2 separate regions of the Homo sapiens genome follow, and region 1 is linked to region 2. The links are chromatin loops, found by intact Hi-C in ENCODE. Cell type or tissue: OCI-LY7. All regions are shown on one strand. Each heading gives the region's core, and the rest is flanking DNA. Links, peaks and the distances in the headings are about the cores only.

Evidence for each region. Hi-C counts contacts between places; a loop is a spot of excess contacts. Peaks named below come from ENCODE experiments on the same cell type or tissue, not always from the same donor. Only the 100,000 strongest peaks of a DNase experiment are listed, where the experiment ranks them.
Region 1: a loop joins it to region 2, with 2.8 times the contacts of the local background. A loop is called at or near these places in 10 of 110 quality-filtered maps.

Annotation. Positions count from the first base shown.
Region 1 is chr3:186,940,259-186,950,652 of GRCh38, forward strand. All of the region lies in intron 1 of ST6GAL1 (ST6 beta-galactoside alpha-2,6-sialyltransferase 1), which reads left to right. Among named protein-coding and RNA genes, the nearest start is that of ST6GAL1, 15 kb to the left of the region's middle. RefSeq lists an enhancer at 1,165-1,666. In OCI-LY7, for the core only: no CTCF peak of the experiment used is centred there; DNase peaks (open chromatin) are centred at 6,593, 6,983 and 7,663; H3K4me3 peaks cover 1,920 bases; H3K27ac peaks cover 5,324 bases.
Region 2 is chr3:186,991,071-187,001,464 of GRCh38, forward strand. All of the region lies in intron 2 of ST6GAL1 (ST6 beta-galactoside alpha-2,6-sialyltransferase 1), which reads left to right. It overlaps LOC124906314 (a long non-coding RNA gene), which reads right to left and starts at 3,882. Exons shown (of 3, transcript XR_007096208.1): 1 at 570-3,882. RefSeq lists silencers at 1-65, 5,251-5,545, 6,177-6,256 and enhancers at 5,367-5,846, 6,607-6,716, 7,300-8,190, 8,191-9,081, 9,620-9,839 and 2 more. In OCI-LY7, for the core only: no CTCF peak of the experiment used is centred there; DNase peaks (open chromatin) are centred at 3,201, 5,451, 6,601, 9,091 and 3 weaker places; H3K4me3 peaks cover 6,941 bases; H3K27ac peaks cover 8,000 bases.

The DNA.
Region 1 (10,394 bases), core at 1,642-9,641, 51 kb before region 2:
GCTTCTTCACATAAATAATAAATGAAATGGTTTTTTTTTTAGAGTATTCAAATGGGGTAAAAAATTAACCCCTCAGCTTATGCCATTCCTCCCTCATTCCACTTCTCTTTGCAATGACTACTGTTTGCAGTTTGATGTCTGTCCTTCTAACCCCTTTGTACACATTTATATATGTATTTGTGGCTATATGCAAATACATTTTTAAAACTCAGTAGATGGATTACAATCAAACTTGTTCAACCCGTGGCGTGGGGGCCGCATGTAGCCCAGGATGGCTTTGAATGCGGCCCAACACAAATTCGTAAACTTTCTTTAAAAATTATGCGTTTTTTTGTGTTTTTCTTTTTTCTTTAATCTCATCAGCTATCATTAGTGTTAGTGTATTTTATGTGTGGCCCAAGATAATTCTTCCAGTGTGGGCCCAGGGAAGCCAAAAGATCGGACATTCCTGGCATTATACTAGTCCATTTACAAACTTGCCTTGTTCATTTTACTGTGTGTATTGGAGGTCTTCCCATGTCAGTGTTTTTTTTTTTTTTTTTCATAGCTGCATTGCATTCTATATTTTGAATGTGTTTACCTTACCAATCTTCTGTTGATGGACATTTATGTATTCCCATAAAAATATATTTCTAAGTGTTTTTAGACCTCAAACATATGGAGAGATGGTTGTAAATGTCAGTGGGTTAAATGAACCTAGTCCATCAAGTTCTGGAAAGGATGGTGAGAGAGTGGGCACAGAAACACTGGGGTCTGCACTCTGGAAAGCTGAATTGAAGGGCTCTCAGGAAGCTACCAAGAGGCTGTTTGCATGGAAGGTTATTTTTGGAGATAGCCTGCCTGGTTTGGTGTCCTCAGCTTCAAGTGCAAACACTGAGCTGCGTCATCACGTTCCCCTCCCCTTCCCACCATCCTTGGGCCTTCCAAGTTTGTTTCTGGTCTCAGGGTCAGGAACAGGACCTCGTGGGAGAACTGGCACTTAAGTGGTAGGGAGGGAGGAGAGAGAACTGAAGAAAAGGAGTGTTTGATCTCGGGCTCTGGAGGAGGAATTGTTACAGTTATATTGTACTTTGTCTGGTTGTTCAAACCTACCTGGAGTGTTATGCTTCCCTGGGTCCCCTCCAGAGAGTGATAAAATGATGCACACCCAGAAATTGGCTACTTGGATGACAGTGGCTTAGGACAACATATCGGAGGTGGAATAAATGTGGAAACTAGGACTTTCTAGTCTGCAAGAGATAAAAATAAGAGGCATCCTTTTCATGCGGAAGAAATCACACTTCATTACAGTCACACTGAGTGGCTGCTGCAGACGGGAGAAGCAAGATGGGCGGGGGGTGAGGAGGGGAAAGAGTTGCAGGAAAACAAATAAGGAAGAACTGACTTAACGGAGCTACCCAACAATGGAACAAGCTGTGTTACAAGGAAGCCACTGCCGTGTTATAAAGTGATCCAAGCAAAAGTTGCAAGTAGGCTGGGCACGGTGGCTCATGCCTGTAATCCCAGCACTTTGGGAGGCCGAGGCAGGCGGATCATGAGGTCAGGAGATAGAGACCATCCTAGCTAACACAGTGAAACCCCGTCTCTACTAAAAATACAAAAAATTAGCCCGGCGTGGTTGTGGGTGGCTGTAGTCCCAGCTACTCGGGAGGCGGAGGCAGGACAATGGCGTGAACCCAGGAGGCCGAGCTTGCAGTGAGCCGAGATCATGCCACTGCACTCCATCCTAGGCGACAGAGCAAGACTCCGTCTCAAAAAAAAAAAAAAAGTTGCAAGTAAACTTGTTTGCCATCAGAGGACTTCTGCATTGCAGAGGGGTTGACCTCAATGGCCACTTAGGCCCCCTGCAGCTTTGAGAGTCTGTGACTATGGGGCAAGAAGCAGAAAGGTGCAAACTAGAACTAAAGGGGTGGGACAAGTTATAGACAATGTAGTGAAGTAGTTTTCACCTGCTCTGAAAAGGTGGAATAAGATGGAAGCCATCAAAGGAGGCTTAAGCCTTGTTTCCCTTGGATCTTGGCAACTCTCTCCCTGTTCTGTCCTTGGCTTCAGCTCCCTTTGACCTTGTATTCTTAAATTATTTCCACAGGAATAAATACCTTACGTACACTTTAGATGATCAGGAAATCTGGCACCTGGAAAAGAACTGCATGTCCCAGGAGGATGGTTGTAAGTTTTTTCATTGCAGTCTTTGTAAATCTGCATCCGTCTGTTGGTTGATGGAGTTTTCCTTAGTACAGTGCCGAGCTTCCAGCTTTAATTTTAGGAATGCTGTACCCTTTACAACCTCTCGATGGTCCTCTGTGCTGGAATCGAGGGCACCCACCGTGTTTAAGGCTGATCCCTTTCTTTCCTGCAAGTGAAGAAGAATGTTTTGACTTAAGTCTTAACCAAGTCTGGTGAAGGAAACGTGGCAAAATTTACCATCTTCTGGGCTTTTGCTGTGTGCCTGGCCCTGATTAGGCATGTTGTGTGTTCTCTCATCCAATCATCACAGGAAGATCTGCTGTGTCGGTATCATTAGCTCCATTTTGCAAATAAGAAAACCAAGCTTCAGAAAGGGCTAGAAACTCATCTAAAGTTTCAGGTGCCCACCACTACGCCCAGCTAATTTTTGTATTTTTAGTAGAGATGAGGTTTCGCCGTGTTGGCCAGGCTGGTCTCAAACTGCTCACCTCAGGTGATCCACCGACCTCGGCCTCCCAAAGTGCTGGGATCACAGGTGTGAGCCACTGTGCCGGGACTGCAGTGCTCATTTTTAGAACATAGATCCAAATAATCCCCATAGTCTGTTGCTTCCAGAGCTTAGTTGAAGGCAGATATGCACATATTAATTACAATATAGTGTGATAAATATTATGATTTGGGTGTGCACAGATGATGGGAAGAAGATCCAGTAAGTTTGGGAAAGATTTCTGGAAGAGGCAACACACAAGCTGTGTCTTAGAAAGTAGTAGCTGTTAGCCTCTGGGAAATGAGCATTTTTGAGGCAGGGGAAGGCTGCAGGAGCAAAGATTTGAGGGTGAGAAATGGCTCATTGTATATGTCAGGGAAACACTAGCAGGTTGATATTCCTGGAGAGAAATGCATGAGGCATGAAGTGGCGGGACTTGAGGCTGGAACCATTACATGTGTTATTTAATAGAATTTTCATAACACTGCATACACTATTATTATCTCAATTTTTTATTTTATTTTATTTATTTATTTTTAGACGGAGTCTCGCTCTTGCTCAGGCTGGAGTGCAGTGGTGCGATCTCGGCTCACTGCAACCTCCGCCTCCCGGGTTCAAGCCATTCCCCTGTCTCAGCCTCCTGAGTAGCTGGGATTACAGGTACACACTACCATGCCTGGCTAATTTTTGTATTTTTAGTAGACATGGGGTTTCACCATGTTGGTCAGGCTGGTCTCAAACTCCTGACCTCGTGATCCGCCCGCCTCAGCCTCCCAAAGTGCTGGGATTACAGGCATGAGCCACCATGCCCGGCCTATTATCTCAGATTAATAGGCGAGGAAACAAAGGTTGAAGGAGATTCAGTGACTTGCTCAAAGTCAGACCGTGAGTGTGTTGAGTTGCGTGGTCTTGAACATAGGCCTGCTTGCCTCCAGAGCCCATGTCTCAGCCTCCACTTCAGTGCCTGCAGAGGCAGGCTGTGAAAGTCTGGCTTGCTGGCTAAGACGATTGTTCCCTCTCTTTTAATGTTTCAAGGACAACATCCCTTGCCGAATCCTCTTCTTTCAACCTGCCTCATGGTGTTACCCAACTTTTTGTTAAATTGGGACTAGTGGGTCTGATGTTGACAGGTTTTCTGAGTCTTGGTTCTAGGGTTCACCTTCCTTTTTATCCAGCCAATCAGTAATCCAGAAGTCTTCAAATAAAATCTTTATGTGCCCAACCACGTGTGAAGAGGGAGAAGATTCATCTCGTTTCTCAAAAGATCCAGGTTTATTTGTGAGCCCAGGTAGTGCCTGCGAATCCTTTAGTTTGGAGAAACACTTTGGGGACTGGAACAGGAACAATCACAGCTGGCTGGAGGAACGTGGGGTAATGGGCCTTGAGCTGTCCCTTTAAGGATGAGTAGGAGTTGGGAAGGTGGAGGGCATAACATATGAGCAAAATTATTGTCTCACTTAATGGTGAATGGGACATCTTTTGCCTATTCTCCCCATCCTCCAAGATAATTCCTGGGTTAGAGTTGGCTCTCGGGTAGGAGAGGCAGTATGGGGAATTCATTCATGCAAAATCAAGATTATTGAAAACTAATTAATTGGATCCCAAAGACAAGATGATGAAACTACTCAATGAAATAAAAAAGGTAATTACAGAGCCAAGGAAGACATTGGGGATAAAAACAATGTCATTACAGAAAAAGTTACCAGGAAACATAACAGAATCTGTTGAAAATGAAATTGCTAACAGAGAAGGAAGGCTTGAGGAAAATCACAGCCTATGCTGAGAAAAAAGATAACGCACTTAAATCAGAGATCTAAAGATCATACAAAGGTGGGCCTTCAAAAGGGTAATTGGAGAGTCTGCGGAGGCACTCGTCGCTTTTGCTCATATTCCATTGGCCAAGACTTAGTCACATAGATAGACACACCTGGCTGTAAGTAACTCTGGGAAAAAGTCTCCAGCTGAGAGGCCATATGCCTTCTTAAAACTCAGTTTTGGGGAAAGCTTTCTACTACTGAAAGGAAAACCTGGATATTGGGATCAACTAGTATCTGCTTTAAGGGAAGTCATGTTGGTCTCAGACATGACTGAACAGGTTTACAGAGGCCAGGTGAGGTGGCTCATGCCTAAAATCCTAGCACTTTGGGAGGCAGAAGCCTGCGGATCGCTTGAGGCCAGAAGTTTGAGACCAGCTTGGGCAACATAGCGAGACCCTAATGAAAATCATCAGCTGGGTGTGGTAGTGCATGCCTGTAGTCCTAGCTACTTGGAAGACTGATGTGGGAGGATCCCTTGCCCAGGAGCTCGGGGCTGCAGTGAGCTATGATTGTGCCACTGTGCTCTGGGCTGGGTGAAAGAGCAAGACCCTGTCTCTATTTAAAAAAAAAAAAAAAAAATTGTTTACAGAGTTCTGGGGCAAAGGCAATGGGACTGAAGAATTTTACACTCAAATTACTTTGCAAGTATGTCAGGCAGACATCCTCACACTTGCAAGAATTTAGGGAATCTAGCACTGAAGAGGCCTTCTCAGGAAACCCACTTGAGGAAGAAAAAGATTAATCGACAAACATACTTAGAAGGCATAGTGGAAGGTCAATTGGTGAACTCTTAATCCGTTCAAATAGAGAAGCAAAGCTAAGCAGGGGCAGGGATGGGCAGTGAGGACTAAGGAACAGAATGTGAGGAAGTAGAAAGAATATACCAGAAATAGGGGGTTAGGGGAGACGTGAGGAGATGTTAAGTGCTAACTTTAATTAGAAGTGTACCTTTTCCGGCTGGGCACGGTGGCTCATGCCTGTAATCTCAGCACTTTGGGAGGCCAAGGCGGGTGGATCACGAGATCAGGAGATCGAGACCATCCTGGCTAACACAGTGAAACCCTGTCTCTACCAAAAAAAAATACAAAAAAATTAGCCAGGCGTGGTGGTGGGCACCTGCAGTCTCAGCTACTTGGGAGGCTGAGGCAGGAGAATGGTGTGAACCTGGGAGGCGGAGCTTGCAGTGAGCCGAGATCGCGCCACTGCACTCCAGCTTGGGTGACAGAGCAAGACTCCGTCAAAAAAAAAAAAAAAAAAAAGAAGGGTACCTTTTCTGGCCGGGCGCGGTGGCTCATGCCTGTAATCCCAGCACTTTGGGAGGCCAAGCGGGTGGATCACCTGAGGTCAGGAGTTCGAGCCCAGCCTAACCAACATGGTGAAACCCCGTCTCTACGAAAAATACAAAAATTATTTTGTACTGGGCATGGTGGCGGGCGCCTGTAATCTCGGCTGCTCGGTGGGGCTGAGGCAGAAGAGTGGCTTGAACCCAGGAAGCGGAGGTTGCAGTGAGCTGAGGTCGTGCCACTCTAGCCTGGGCGACAGAGTGAGATTCCATTTCAAAAAAAAAAAGTGTTCCTTTTCCTTATAAAATAAAATAATAAAATTAGCTATTTTATTTTACTTTTAAAAAACTTATTATTATTATTTTTTGAGACAGTGTCTCATTCTGTCACCTAGGCTGGAGTGCAGTGGCGCGGTCACTGCTCACTGTAGACTCGATCTCCCGGGTTCAAGTGATCCTCCCGCCGGCCTCCGAAAGTGTTGGGATTACAGGTCTGAGCCACTGCTCCTGACCCAAAACAGCTATTGTGTAAAGCAATCCCCATCTATCCTTTCACGCATGCTTTCTTCCATCTTTCACACTTCTATCCATATACAGATATAGAGACTTGAGGAATGATACTAATTCATTTATTTTTTCCTGGATAGAGGGCTCTTGGGTGATTTTTAGCTCTATATAGTTTTGCATATTGATTGACATTTTATAAATAATGAACTAGTCTTACTTAAATCAGACCACTGAAGCTATTCTGAAAGGCACCATTAAAAACTGGTTCCTGGGGAGTGAAGAGTGGGAACGGAGATACAGATGGATGAACACTGTGGGGGATTTGAGAGTCAGTTATGCAAACACCTCACTCTAGGCAGAACAAAATACGTTATCAATCAGATGGACAGCTGGGGATTGGGGCCCACACGACAATGGAAAAGGTTTCACCCAGGAGACCGATGGAGTTTTGATAGGTGGAGAATGGGAGAAAGGACCTTTCTGGCCTGGGGGCAGCAGGAACACAGGCCTGGGGATGAAGGGGCGTTGGCATGTCTGGGGTTACTGGGAGCAGTTTGTTGGTGGTTCGTGGTTGGAGAAGCAAGGATGAAGGAAAACATGGCTGCTGTTAATACAGTGTGCACAGCACACTAGATACTACACGTAGATATCTCTAGGTTGCCCAACAACCCTATAGCACAGGTACAATTATCTCTACTGTACACATGAGGGAACTGAAGTTAAGGGTGAGAGATCTGTGCTTGCTTCAGCAGCACATACACGAAAAGTGCAATGGTACAGAGAAGGTGAGCATTAAAAAATAGTGATGTTTATCTGCCCAGAGGCGCATGGTGGTGAGACTGATTTGAGCTCCCTGTGCTGCCTGCACAGCCATGCCCATGGTTTTTCTATTGTGCTATGATTTGTGGTGCACAGAGACCGGAATCAGCCACCTTTATGAAACACAAAATGTAAAAATAATTGTATAGGTAAATATTTTATAAGTAAGTCTATTTTATACATTTACGTTTATGTTTAGATTGGTATTTATTATTATTTACATTTACCTATAAAATAAAACATGGTTTAGATGTAAATTTTGTAGGTAAATTTTTAGGTAAATATAAGAGCCTACATGATGGTCCAGACTCCACCATCCAGCAGCCGTGTGGCCCCAGGCTACTTAATCAGAACCCTAATTTCCTTGCCTATAGAAGGGGATAATAATTGTGCCACTGCCTAGCCTGAGATTAGTTTTTATGTTCAAATTAGATCATAGACGTTAAGGATGAGACAGTTTGAAAGAGGCACACAGAAGGGTTTGTTATTGCGGACACACCCCTTGCTCTGCTGAGAGCATACATCTGTTCAAGCACCCACAGGTGTCTGTGAAAATGTTCACAGTCATAGACACAGCCCCTACAGGGTTGACACAAACAACCTGGTCAACAGGCAAGAAACTGCTTCCCTGACTCAGTTAACCAGCTGGAGGCTGTAATGAAAGGCAGCAGAGAGTGAGGGAGGGAGGAGGCAGGGAGTGTGTCTGGCTCTCTCCCTGCCTGGGTGAGAATCCGCTCTTGCCTGCCTTCCTGGTTGCTGGGGAATTTCTGGGCCAGAGTTGCGTCGGGATGGCTGTCAACAGCTTGGTGAGGGTGGAGGAGGCTGTTCCAGACGTGCCAAGCTACAGGAATGAATGTTGGAGCTGCCACGCCGGCAGGCCCTGCCATGTCTGGTAGACGCCAGTGGTCTGAAAGAGGGACCAGGAAGGATAGGGTTGTCAGGGGACTTCGGTGGCCAGCTTTATTCTCCAGAAGTACCGATGAGGACAAAGCAAGGCCCTGACCTCAAAGAAATTGGGCTTCTGACAACACTTATCAAACTGGGCGGGCAGCCAGACCTCTGCTCTGAGCTAGTGTGGCTGGAGGCACCTGACGTTTGCTCCGGGAAGGATCAGGATGGTTGTAGGGTGTGGGCTGGGGCCTGGTATGCTCTTGGGGGTTCAGAAACTCTAGTGTGTGTGTGTGTGTGTGTGTGTGTGTGTGTGTGTGTGTGTCTGTGTGTGTATGTGGTCGTTGGAGAGAGACCCAGGCTATTCCATATCGCTGAAGAGATCCGTTTCTTCCTTATCTCACTGGTCTCTCTGCTATACCAACACCTTTGGCTCAGCCTCAGCTCCAGCCAGCCTCAGTTCCGGAGGAGCCCCCTCAAATTCATGGCCCACAAAGGAGAGAGAAGACCTCCGATCTCTTGTGCCATGCTCACTATGCTATGTGAAATTTGCTATGTTAGACCTTGACATCCTGGATGGTGGGGATGATGACTGGTTTCTCTGCACAGCCCTGGGCCCAGTATCCTGCCCAGCCCTTAGGAGTCCTCATGGAATGAGCTCAGCTCCCGCGATGCTCCTGTTTGTCCACTGAGGTAAGAACACATCCAGCCACCAGTGAGTTGAGTGGGTGTTCTCTCGGTAAGATCAAGGTGTGACAGCAGGCAGTGAATTTGCAGTAGCCCGTGGTGGGAAGCCCGTGAGGCTGTAGTGGGCCCTCCTGCTCCACCAGAGAGTCATTTTTCCTACCTGCCAATTCTAGCCTTGGAAATAAAAGCCAAGCAGGCGGGTGAAAGAGGGAAAATTCTCTGGGATGGTTCATGGATCTGAGCCCTGGAGGAGAGTCAAGCTTGGGACCTTGTTCTTCTTGTCTTATTTTGGGAACCAGGGTCATAGGAATTTGTTCCAGGTGAGAGAGGGAAGAAGGCAGCTAGGGAGCTGTGACGTGGCAGCCAGGCTGAGTTATCAGTTACCTAAGAGTCTGCCTCAGGGATTGCCTTTGTGGACTGCACAGTGCTGGTTCTGGGAGGAGGCTGGCCTTGGGCCTGAGCTGGAGGTGGTGGCTGACAGTGTGAGGAATGAATCCCCAGAAGATGATTCCTGCCAGAGGGCTTGTGACGGCTCCTTTTTTGCTTTTCACAATGAACATCTTATTCTGGGCTGCAAATTTGGATGAGGGGAAAAAACTGGCCAGGAGGAGATGAACCAAAGGCGTCTCACAGGGAATCCTTCTGTACTTGAAGAGTCCTGCCCTTGTCTCCCCAGCCAGATCCAGTGACTCACAGTAGGAGGGCTTGGAGGCAACTCACTGCCTTCCCTGTTAACTACCGTTTGCAATGTCACCTTCCTCAGAAAGACCTTATCATTCGGAAAAAAAACCACATGCTTTGTAGCCAGACAGACTTGGGTTTAAATTCCAGATATGCCACTTCTCAGGTGTGCAAGCTTGGCAGCTTGGCCTCTCTGGTCCTCAGTTTCCTGTCTTAGTCTATATTCATCCTTTCTGCCTTGTAGCATTGGTGTGAGTCCTAGAGGTAGTGCCTAACCTAGTTTTGGGCACATGGTTGGAGACCAATAAATCGTGGTTATTTTCAATATCACAGCACATGTGAACGGTTATTCTCAGTTATTGTCCACCTGATGGGCCACTTTGCTAGGGGCTGTGAATAGAAAGAGAAATGAGATACAGCCTCTCCCTGGAGGAGCTCTCCATCTAGGAGGAGAGCCAGGCCTGTGGAAGGGGGCACAAAGGAAAGCAAGTTGCACAAGCTGTGGAGGGAGCTGGAGGCAGGGGCAGAGAAGGCCAGAAAAAGAGATGATATCCTCAAAGGCTTTAAAAGAATGAAGAAGAATCTGCCAGGCAGTTGGGGCGGGGGCAGCATTGGATCCACTCATAAGGGAGGGCAGAGCTAACAGTGGAGGCTCCCTGGACAGGTGAGCCCTCGGGCTTCCCCCTCTCTGCTGGCATTTGATCCTACTCAGTTTGGGTCAGGATAGAGTCTGCAGTCATTTTCCAGCAGGTGGTTTTACATGGGCAGGAATCCAGCCAGGCCTGACTGGGGGAGAGGGTGTTGAGGTGGCACTTGTCATCCCAGTGATCTCTCCATAGGTATCTGGGCTCCAGGCTTAGGGCTAGGAGCAGGAGTGGGCCTCCTCAGAGGGAGTGGGACAGATTACCAGGCAGGAACTGCAAAGGCAGAGCTCACTAAAGTGCAGGCTCCAGGTCATGTGGATGGAGGGGCTTCACAAAATGGTACAAAGCGGTTGTTATCAAATTCAGACAGCAGGTAGGTGGGAGGAGGGGTGACC
Region 2 (10,394 bases), core at 1,453-9,452:
GATTTTTCCACTGAAGCATTTCTTTTATGATGTGGGAGAGACAGATAGCACCTGGCTAGTTGCCTTCTTTTGGACTTGCTGTGATTTGACTTTTCAGCCAGGCCAGGTATTTATTTTCCCTTGGGTGGAGTGTGGTTCTCCCAGAGATGCCTCATTCATGATTCATTTGTTCAGGGCATACAAAAGGCATTTCTTAGGACCTAACCTGGGCCTAGCGGTGTGGTAGGTGCCTGGGCTTCAGAGAAGGCTAGGATGGTTGCTAATTCTCTGAAAGGTCATGCCCTAATAGAGGAAACGGACATAGAAACTGTGAGGGGCGCTGTCTTGGGGTCTGTACAGGGTGCTGTGGGAGCACAGGGAAGGGTTCCTAACTCACACTGGGGATCAGGGAGGCTTTGGCTCCTGATACTAAATGACCTCTTATTTGATACACTTTTTATGTCAGACTTGCTGGTTCTTTCCACACATTGAGTCAAAGGGTGTCTCTGGTTCCTCCCTGGATGGACTGATACAGGCCATTTCACTCACTCTCCCAAGGGTTTATCTCCTCTGGCCTCTCCGAGTCTCACCTGGAGGTGTGTGTTCCTGTGGCGTGGGTTCCTTGGGAGCGTGGGTGATTCACCGGCTGGCCTCATCCCATACTGATCCTCTGGGGTGATCCCTATTCACCTTGTCTCCTTTGCTGTCATAACTCCACTGCTGGGGGCAGAGGTGGAGATGTTGAGCTTGTGGGCAGGAATAAGTTCCACTGAGCCACAGAGCTTGACTCTGCTCACCTTCCCACAATAGAACTCAGAGTTGGAATCCTTTCCCCAGCCACCTCCCCTCCCATCTGAGGACAGAGGGTAACCTGCCCGTCATCTCTGGGGTTATCTCCAATTTTCAGTCTCCCTCATCTCCAGCTGACCTCCCATATGGCCAAATCGATCCTGAGGTTGGGAATCCAGTTCTTCAAACTGAGCCCTTCAGACTCTGCTGTGGTACGTGAAAACAGTTTCAGTATCCCGCCATAAATACCTTCCAAAATTCTAAATGTAGTACATGACCATTGATATGGTTTGGCTGTGTCCCACCCAGAATCTCATCTTGAATTGTAATCCCCATATGTCAAGGGAGAGACCAGGTGGAGGGAATTGAATCATGGGGGCTGTTTCCCCCATGCTGTTCTCATGATAGTGAGTGAGTTCTCACAAGATCTGATGGTATTTTAAGTGTTTGGTACTTCCTCCTGCTGCCTTGTGAGGAAGGTGCCTTGCTTCCCCTTTGCCTTGCACCATGATTGTAAGTTTCCTGAGGCCTCCCAAGCCATGTGGAACTGCAAGTCAATTAAAACTCTTTCCTTTATAAATTACCCAGTCTCCGGCAGTTCTCACACAGAAGTGTGAGAATGGACTAATACAATCATGACCTTAAAAAATAAATAAATAAATAAATAAAACATGGCCGGGCGCGGTGGCTCCCGCCTGTAATCCCAGCACTTTGGGAGGCCAAGGCGGGTGGATCATCTGAGGTCAGGAGTTCAAGACCAGCCTGGCCAACATGGTGAAACCCCGTCTCTACTAAAAATACAAAAAAAATTAGCTGCATGTGGTGGCGGGCACCCATAATCTCAGCTACTCGGAGGCTGAGGCAGGAGAATCGCTTGAACCTGGGAGGCAGAGGTTGCAGTGAGCTGAGATCTCACCACTGTACGCTAGCTTGGGCAACAGAGTGAGACTCTGTCTCAAAAACAACAACAACAAATATTTGAGGCCTACTTTTTTGAGAACAGAAAAGCAAATTAGACGTGGTCCTTGCCCCTAAGGTGCTCACAGTCCACTATCTATCTAGGTCAGATATTTTCCACTGCTGGTCAGTGTTTATGAGGCAAACTGTTTACTAACTTGCCTAACACTGCCTGTCCCGTGCAGTTCTTCCTGGATTGACGGCAGCTAGATCCTGTGACAGAGGACAGCTGTTCCCCGCTCCCTCCCATCACTCCCCTCCTCTGTCTCCTGGCCATAGCTGTGGGCTGCAACTCTGACTTGAGTGTTTGTGTCCCTAGTGCGTTTAGCTTCGGGTGGGGGCTGCCTTTGCAGGTACTCGATAAACACCTGCATGGGGAGTTGAAATAACAAGTTCTTAAAGGAATCTAATTCGAGGGCACACTGCTGGTGGGCCCTGTTTGGTGGCCCTTGGGCTGAGCACATGCTTTGATAGTTCACTCTCAGAAACATCCAGTCTGGTTCTTAAGTGGCCAGAATGACCCGATGGAGTTAAGATTTCCCGTTTTTGGCATAGGGTCACCTGTACGTCTTTCATTCTAAACAAAAAAGTCAAGCATGTCTTGTCCTGTTCTCTCAAGCGTGTTAGCGAGATGGAAGACATAATGGTGGCCAGAGAAGCTGGAAGCAAAACTAAACAGAGGTGCAGATTTGCAGAAGCTACCCCTTGGCATCACGGGGTGCAGTTTTTCTCTGCTTCTCAGTTAGATAACTTGACAGAGTTTTATTTATTTATTTATTTATTTATTTATTTATTTATTTATTTATTTATATGTTTTAGAAAACTAAGAGGCCTAGGTAAATAACTGTGCCTTAAAGCCCTTCTTTCCAACCAGGAGTAGCAGCATGCTAGAAAAGAAAAGGGTGGGCCTGGGAAACTAGATTTGAATTTTGGTTTTGTCACTTTCTAGCTGTGTGGTCTTTCGAAAATCATTTGATTCCTCTGAGCTTCAGCCTCTTCACCTGTAAAATAATCAACCCACAGCATTACTCAGAAGATTTACAATAAAAGAGAAAACCTAGCACATTACGTTATGTAAGCGATACTTATAACAATGATGATAATGATAATAATCATCATCATAATAACAATTGAATGGTGGGCTCTCTGCTGCTGCATGTAGGTAGACATGGCTCTACTTCGTCATCAGAGAGGGTCTCTGTGGCCTGAAGCACTCGGCAGGCTCCTTGCCTTCCACATATTTCTATGTGTTGGGATGAGATTGTCTTCAATCCTTAAATATCAACTAGTAGAAGCCTAGTACAGCTTCACCTTGGAGGAGAAAAATATGTCGATTCAGCTCTACTCAGCAACTTTTTTAAAGTGGAGAGATTGAGAGAGAAAGAGAGAGTAATTGAAATAATGCCCACAGTTCTGACAGCCTCTTGATCAGCTGAAAGCCCACAAGTGCAGGTGGGGAGACATGAATTCGAGTTCTCTCAGTCTCTGTAGGGTGAGCAGCTTGTTGGTCCAGGTGTGATCCCAGTATTTAAATGTTTGTCTTTTTAGTGTAACATGGTAGTAAACTGAAGACAATTACTTCTTCTGGTGCACATCCTGATCCCTTTCAGGGCTGGAGTCTAACACAGCTGTGTTAGATTCACTGAGTGAATTTTATATGAGTGTTCAGGGCTGTATAAACAGACCATATATTCTGTATTTCATAGGTGATTCAAAGTGGGGGGACTTTTTGTTTGTTTAACTTTCATTTACTGCACATGAATAGTCATACAAAATAAGATGTTATTTTAACTGACTTCAAATTCAGCTGTTTATTTTTTCATTTTTGCTGTAGATATTTCAGTATGTATATTTAAAAGATAGAGACCCTTTAAAAATAGGCCGGGGCGCAGTGACTCACACCTGTAATCTCAGCACTTTGGGTGGCCAAGGCGGCCAAGGAGTTTGAGACCAGCCTGGCCAACATGATGAAACTCCGTTTCTACTAAAAACACAAAATTTAGCCAGGCATGGTGGGCGCCTGTAATCTCAGCTACTTAGGAAGCTGAGGCAGGGGAATCGCTTGAACCCAGGAGGCGGAGGTTGTAGTGAGCCAAGATCACGCCACTGCACACTCCAGCCTGAGCAGCAGAGTGAGACTCCCTCTCAAAAACAAAAAAAAAAGAGACCCTTTAAAAATAAAAACTACAAGATACTATTATCACATTCAAATAAGTAAGTAAGTAAGTATTCCTTAATACCAGATATGGAGTCAATATTCAATTTTCCTCAATTATTATATATATATGTGTGTATGTGTATATATTAGTGTTTGAGTGTATGTATATAGATATGGGTGTGTATAGTTTTAAAATAGTTTGTGTATTCAAATTAGGATCCAGATAAAATCCAAGTGCAATAGATTGATAAGACCTTTAAGATTGTTAAAATGGGCCAGGCATGGTGGCTCACGCCTGTAATCCCAGCACTTTGGGAGGCCTAGGAAGGCGGATCATGAGGTCAGGAGATTGAGACCATCCTGGCCAACATGGTGAAGCCCCGACTCTACTAAAAATCAAAAATTAGCTGGGTGTGGTGGCATGTACCTGTGGTCCCAGCTACTTGGGAGGCTGAGGCAGGAGAATTGCTTGGACCCGGGAGGTGGAGCTTGCAGTGAGCCAAGATTGCGCCACTGCACTCCAGCCTGGGTGACAGAGTGAGACACCATCTCAAAAAAAAAATAATAATAAAATAAAAAAAAAATAAAGAAATTGTTAAAATGCAGGCTGTGCATGGTGGCGGCTCACTCCTGTAATCCTAGCACTTTGGGAGGCTGAGGTGGGTGGATCACCTGAGGTCAGGAGTTCGAGACCAACCTGGCCAACATGGCGAGACCCCATCTCTACTAAACATACAAAAATTAGCCGGGTATGGTGGCTTATGCCTGTAATCCCAGCTACTGGGGAGGCTGAGGCAGGAGAATAGCTTGAGCCCGGGAGGCAGAGGCTGCAGTGAGCCGAGATTGTGCCACTGTGCTCCAGCTTGGGTGACAGATTGAGACTCTGTCTTGAGAAAAAAAAAAGATTGTTTAATAAATGCTTTTAATCAATAACTTCCCACGGGCGGGGACACTGATTTGAAATATAATCTTTGGGTGAGGTGTGTGGCTGCCCTGTCTCTGTATAGGTAGACACAGGCCCACAGGTGCAGTGGCCATATTATCGGTGCGTGTTTACTCCCATCGCATGTACCATTCCTCTCACAAACACCTGCTTCCTGATCATTTGTCTTTTTAAATAAAAATATGATATTTGAGATTCTTTTATTCTCTTTAAATATTTGAATACAGAGTCTATTTGAAGGACCAGTATATTGAATAGCAGTAATATTTGAAGGACTAGTCAGCTGTAGAAGCCTTGACTTCAGATCTTCACCCAAGAAACTCTGTGTATTTGCTTTTCCTGGGCCACTCAGATAGACAATTGTGTTTTTGATACAGTAAGAGTTTGCAGCTTAGCTTAACTAGAAATAATCCGGATCTTATTTTGGAATTAGGAAGAAACATGTTATGATGTAGAAAAGCCTGCTCTGTTACCTACATGATGGCATAGCTTTGTGCTTTTCATGCTTTGTGGCCTTGGAAGGGGGTAGATAGAGTGTAGGTGGTTAGGAGTTGTTTCCTGGCTAAAAATAGGAACAGCATACTGTGAGACAGGAGCTTCTTCTCTCACAAGCCTCTGTGCAAATAGCGGAGGGTTACGCATTTGCTGCAGGTGGTACTTAAGCTCCAAGAACTTACGGCACACCTGCTTGAGTGGATCATGGGTGAGCTGGAGAACCTGAAGTAGCAAAGGCAAGAAGGCAACGACGTTCCATCTGTGGAAGGACCTACCAACCAGGTATCTCTGGTGACAGGGCTCATCTCATAGGTGGCCCACTGTACATCATACCCTGATGTTTTCTTTGCATGACGTGCTATAGAATTCCAGGCTCATGCACACCTTTCTGCTCTCCTGTTTTGCAAATGTCTGCACTCTAGAGTCCTTCCTGTTGGCCACTACATACGTGTCCCCCGCTTCTTGCCCCTCTCTGCTTGGGTCCCTGCTACACTGGTATCCTGCACTTTCCACCTTGTATTGCCAGTTTGTTTCCAAGGCCATCTCCACTTTGAGCTTGTTCATGACCACCTCACACAGCACACTTGGTCTGTGTGGTGGTTTGAGGGGTTCTGTCTGTACACTGTGCTTTGGCTGTGTTGGAGGCGGGCAGGTGGGAAGGAAGAAATGTATTCTTGGGGAGATTTGTTTTTAGAGACATGAGACATGGAAAATAGTTAAGTAATAATATAATATGGGAGGCATGGACTATCAGAGGAGGCAGGCAGGACTGCCCAACCTCCTCACTGGGCACGTTACGCTACTTCCTCCTGACCTCTATAGTCCTTTGCATTTATCAAGCACTGTCATACGTGTTATCTCATGCAATGACCAGGGTGTCACCCCCTGTTTTGTAAGTGACAAAACTGTCACTCAGAGGGATGAAATGACATGCTAAAGGTCATCTAGTTAGTAATGGTGGAATCAGGGCTGGAGCCCAGTCTTCTAAGCCTAGTTCCTATTCTGCTCTTCATCATCTGTCTCAGGATGGTAAACTGAGGCCTGGAAAGGAGAAGGAACTCACCCAGCCTAAAGATTAAGGGTTTTATGCTGGCCACGGTGGCTCATGCCTCCCAACATTTTGAGAGGCTGAGGTGGGAGGATTGCTTGAGTCCAGGAGTTTGAGCCCAGCCTGGGCAACATAGTAAGACCCTGTCTTTACAAAAAATAAAAAAAAATAGCCAGGTGTGGTAGCACACACCAGTAGTCACGGCTACTCAGGAGGCTGAGGCGAGAGGATCACTTGAGCCTGCGAGATCGAGGCTGCAGTGAGCCGCAACGGAATCATTGCGCTCCAGCCTAGGACAGAGTGAGACTCTGTCTCAAAAAGAAAAAAAAAAAAAGATTTTAGACAGTGCTGACCATATTGAGACAATGCTGACTGGTGAGTGGGGACGGAGAAATAAAGAACTAACATTGTGCAGAACTGTGTTCTCAGCCAGTGCTATCTAATGGAAATAGAAAGCAAGCCACAAGTGTGGGCTGCATACGTAGTTTTCAGATTTGTAATAGACACATTAAAAAAGCAAAAAGAGGCCGGGCATGGTGGCTCGTGCCTATAATTCCAGCACTTTGGGAAGCTGAGGCAGGAGGATCACTTGAGCCCAGGAGTTAGAGACCAGCCTGGGCAACACCCTGTCTCTATTGTTATTTTTATAAAATTTAATTGTTTAAAAAATACGGGAAGTAAAAAGAAACAGATGAAATTAATTTAAACAACATAGAACTACACAGGGGTTAAGGGCACTAGCTCCCTGTGCAGTTGAAAGTCCATGTATATTTTCTGAAAGTAGACTCTGAAAAATAAGAAAAAGAAAGAAAATCCACGTATAACTTTTGACGGTCCCTAAACTTAATACGAATATCCTGTTAACCAGAAGCCTTACTGATAACATAAAAAACTGATGAACACATATTTTATATGTTATGTGTTTTATATACTGTATTCTTGTAATAAAGTAAGCTAGGGAAAAGAATGTTAGGAAAATCATAAGAAAGAGAAAATGTATTTATTATTTAGTAAGTGGAAGTGGATCCTCATAAAGGTCTTCATCCTCATCATCTTCACATTGAGCAGGCTGAGGAGGAGGAAGAGGAGGGATTGGGTTTGTTTCAGGAATGGCAGAGGTAGAAGGAGGGCGAGGGGGAGGCAGGAGAGACAGGCACACTTAGTGTAACTTTTATTGAAAAAATCTGCATATAAATGGAACTGTGCTGTTTAAGGATCAACTGTATTTTATTTAACTCAATATATTCAAAATACTCTTACTTTCTCATGTAATCAATATAAAATTACGAATCATACTTTCTACATTCCTTTTTCCATAAGAAATCTTCAGTGTGTATTTTTACACTTACAGCACGTCTCATCTGGCCTAGCCACATCTGGCTAGTGGCTGTTGCATTGTGGAGCCCAGTTCTAAGCATTTTACGTATATTATTTCATATAGTTCAATAATCACGTGAAAAGTTTATTACAGAACTATCTAATGGTTGAGGAAATGAAGCCCAGAGAGGTTAGGTAACTTGCCTGGGGGGCACGAAGCTGGAAAGCAACAGAACTGGATCCTGGCCTCTCCCTCCTCTTCCCACTGTGGCCAACTGCCAGCCGACCAGGAAGGGGGCCCGGGGGCAATGCAGGGGTATCTTATTTCCAAACCATTGTTAAACTTGCTCTTGTGGAGGCAGCTGGCCCTGGGGAAGTAAAGGGAATCCTCCTTTTTAAATGCATATGCGAAAGTTAAGGGAATCCTTTCACTAGGCGGTAAGCCTCTGTCTAGGGCCGTGGGACCATTAACACCACTCGCCTCGTAGAAGGTGTGTGTCATTCAAGGTGATAATGCATAGGAACAGCTCAGCTATGTCAGGGCCAGGCCATTATGGGTGCTGAATAAATGTGTTTCTGTCCCCTATGCTAAGGCAAGACATCCGGGGAAGAAGTAGGCCCGGATTTGTCGCCTTGAAGGAAGACTACTATAATCTCTTTTTTTTTTTTTTTTGAGACGGAGTCTCACTCCGTAGCCCAGACTGGAGTGCAGTGGCACGATCTCGGCTCACTGCAAGCTCCGCCTCCCTGGTTCAGGCCATTCTCCTGCCTCAGCCTCCCGAGTAGCTGGGACTACAGGAGTGCACCACTGCGCCTGGCTAATTTTGTATTTTTAGTAGAGATGGGGTTTCACCGTGTTAGCCAGGATGGTCTCGATCTCCTGACCTCATGATCCTCCCGTCTTGGCCTCCTAAAGCACTGGGATTACAGTCATGAGCCACCGTGTCCAGCCAAGACTACTATATTCTAATGGAGGGTAAGTGGAGTAGGAGGGCCATGTGCGTGCTCTGGGGGCAACAAACTTGGTGCTAAACTTGTTTTTCTTGTTTTACTCACAAACATTATGACAGCAGTAAAGATACACTTTTATTTATTTATATTTTTTTTAGAGACAGAGTCCTCCTCTGTTGCCCAGGCTGGAGTGGCTATTGTAGTTCACTGCAGCCTTGAACTTGTGGGCTTGGGATCCTCCTGTCTCAGCCTCCTGAGTAGCTGGGACTATAGGCGTGCACTATCACACTGAGCTATTTTAAGAACATTTTTGTAGAGTATGTTGGCCAGACGGATCTTGAACCTCTGGCCTCCAGCATTCTTCCTGCCTTGGCCTCTCAAAGTGATGGGATTCATAAGCATGAGTCATGGTGCCCAGCCAAGATACATTTTTAAAATGTATCCTGCCTCCTGACACATTACTGTTCACTTGTAACAATGGTCACTTGTAATCATAGTCTGTTTGCAAAGCAAGCTTTTAATAGAATTACAATTTTAGTGTTGACCAAAAGTTTATTTTGGGCCGGATGTGGTGGCTCACGTCTGTAATCTCAGCACTTTGGGAGGCTGAGGTGGGTGGATCACCTGAGGTTAGGAGTTCGAGACCAGCCTGGCCAACATGGTGAAACCCCATCTCTACTAAAAATACAAAAAAAAAAAAAAAAAATTAGCTAGGCTTGGTGGAGGTGCCCGTAATCCCAGCTACTCGGGAGGCTGAGGCAGGAGAATCGCTTGAACCCGGGAGGCCGAGGTGGCAGTGAGCCAAGATTTTGCCATTGCACTCCAGCCTGGGTGACAAGATCGAGACTCTGGCTCAAAAAAAAGTTTATTTTGTTTCTATAAACATTGTTTTTCATCTTTATAGTGCATGTCTTTTGTTAATGGCTTCATAGGCAATCGATGGACTTCTGGATCACAATTTTGCTTGTTCCTATGGCTAGATATTTAGGTTGTTCCAAATTTTCTCAGCATTACATTTGATGCTACAGTAGGCACCCACACATTTATGTTTCTTTTCTGTTTTTCAACTATTGTTGGTTGTTCTGAGGTATTTTCGTAAGGTTTCACTTCTGTTTTCCCAGCCATGAGTGATACATGAGCACAACTGTTTTGCTATTAATCACCAGCATTGGGTGTGAAAATTTACTCAAAGTTTTGCTAAATTTAACTGGAGTAGAAATGGGCCATGCATTTGTGCGTACTTCCCCAGATGCTTTTTAGAACAGTGCTTGTGTAACTGACCAGAGTGTCAGGTGAGGCCATTGTTGGCAGAAAGGTGCCTTCCTCGGGAGAAGGTGGGTTACACAGCTTTTCTTTGCAGATGAATGGTGAGAGCCAAACCCGAAGACCCACAGGTTTCAAGCTGGCCATGTGGCTTCACTAAGTTTGGCCTCAACTTCCCACAGTGGCACAGAAGCGAGGTAGAACTCAGTGTTCCTACCCGAACCCTGGACATTCTGAAATGTCCACAGCCCGAGGAAAGGGATGACCTGCATGTCACTTTCCATACCCTCCACTGCACATAGATCTGTCTCAGGCATTGAATCAGAGGGATGTGTGACTTTGGACAAATTATTTTACCTTTCTCTGCCTCATTTCTTCATCTAAAATCAGGTGACAGCAATGTCTCCCTGTAATATTGCAGTGGGGATTAAATCTGTTAATACTTGAAAAGTGCTGAGATCAGTGCCTGGCACATAAGTAGTGCTCAATAACTG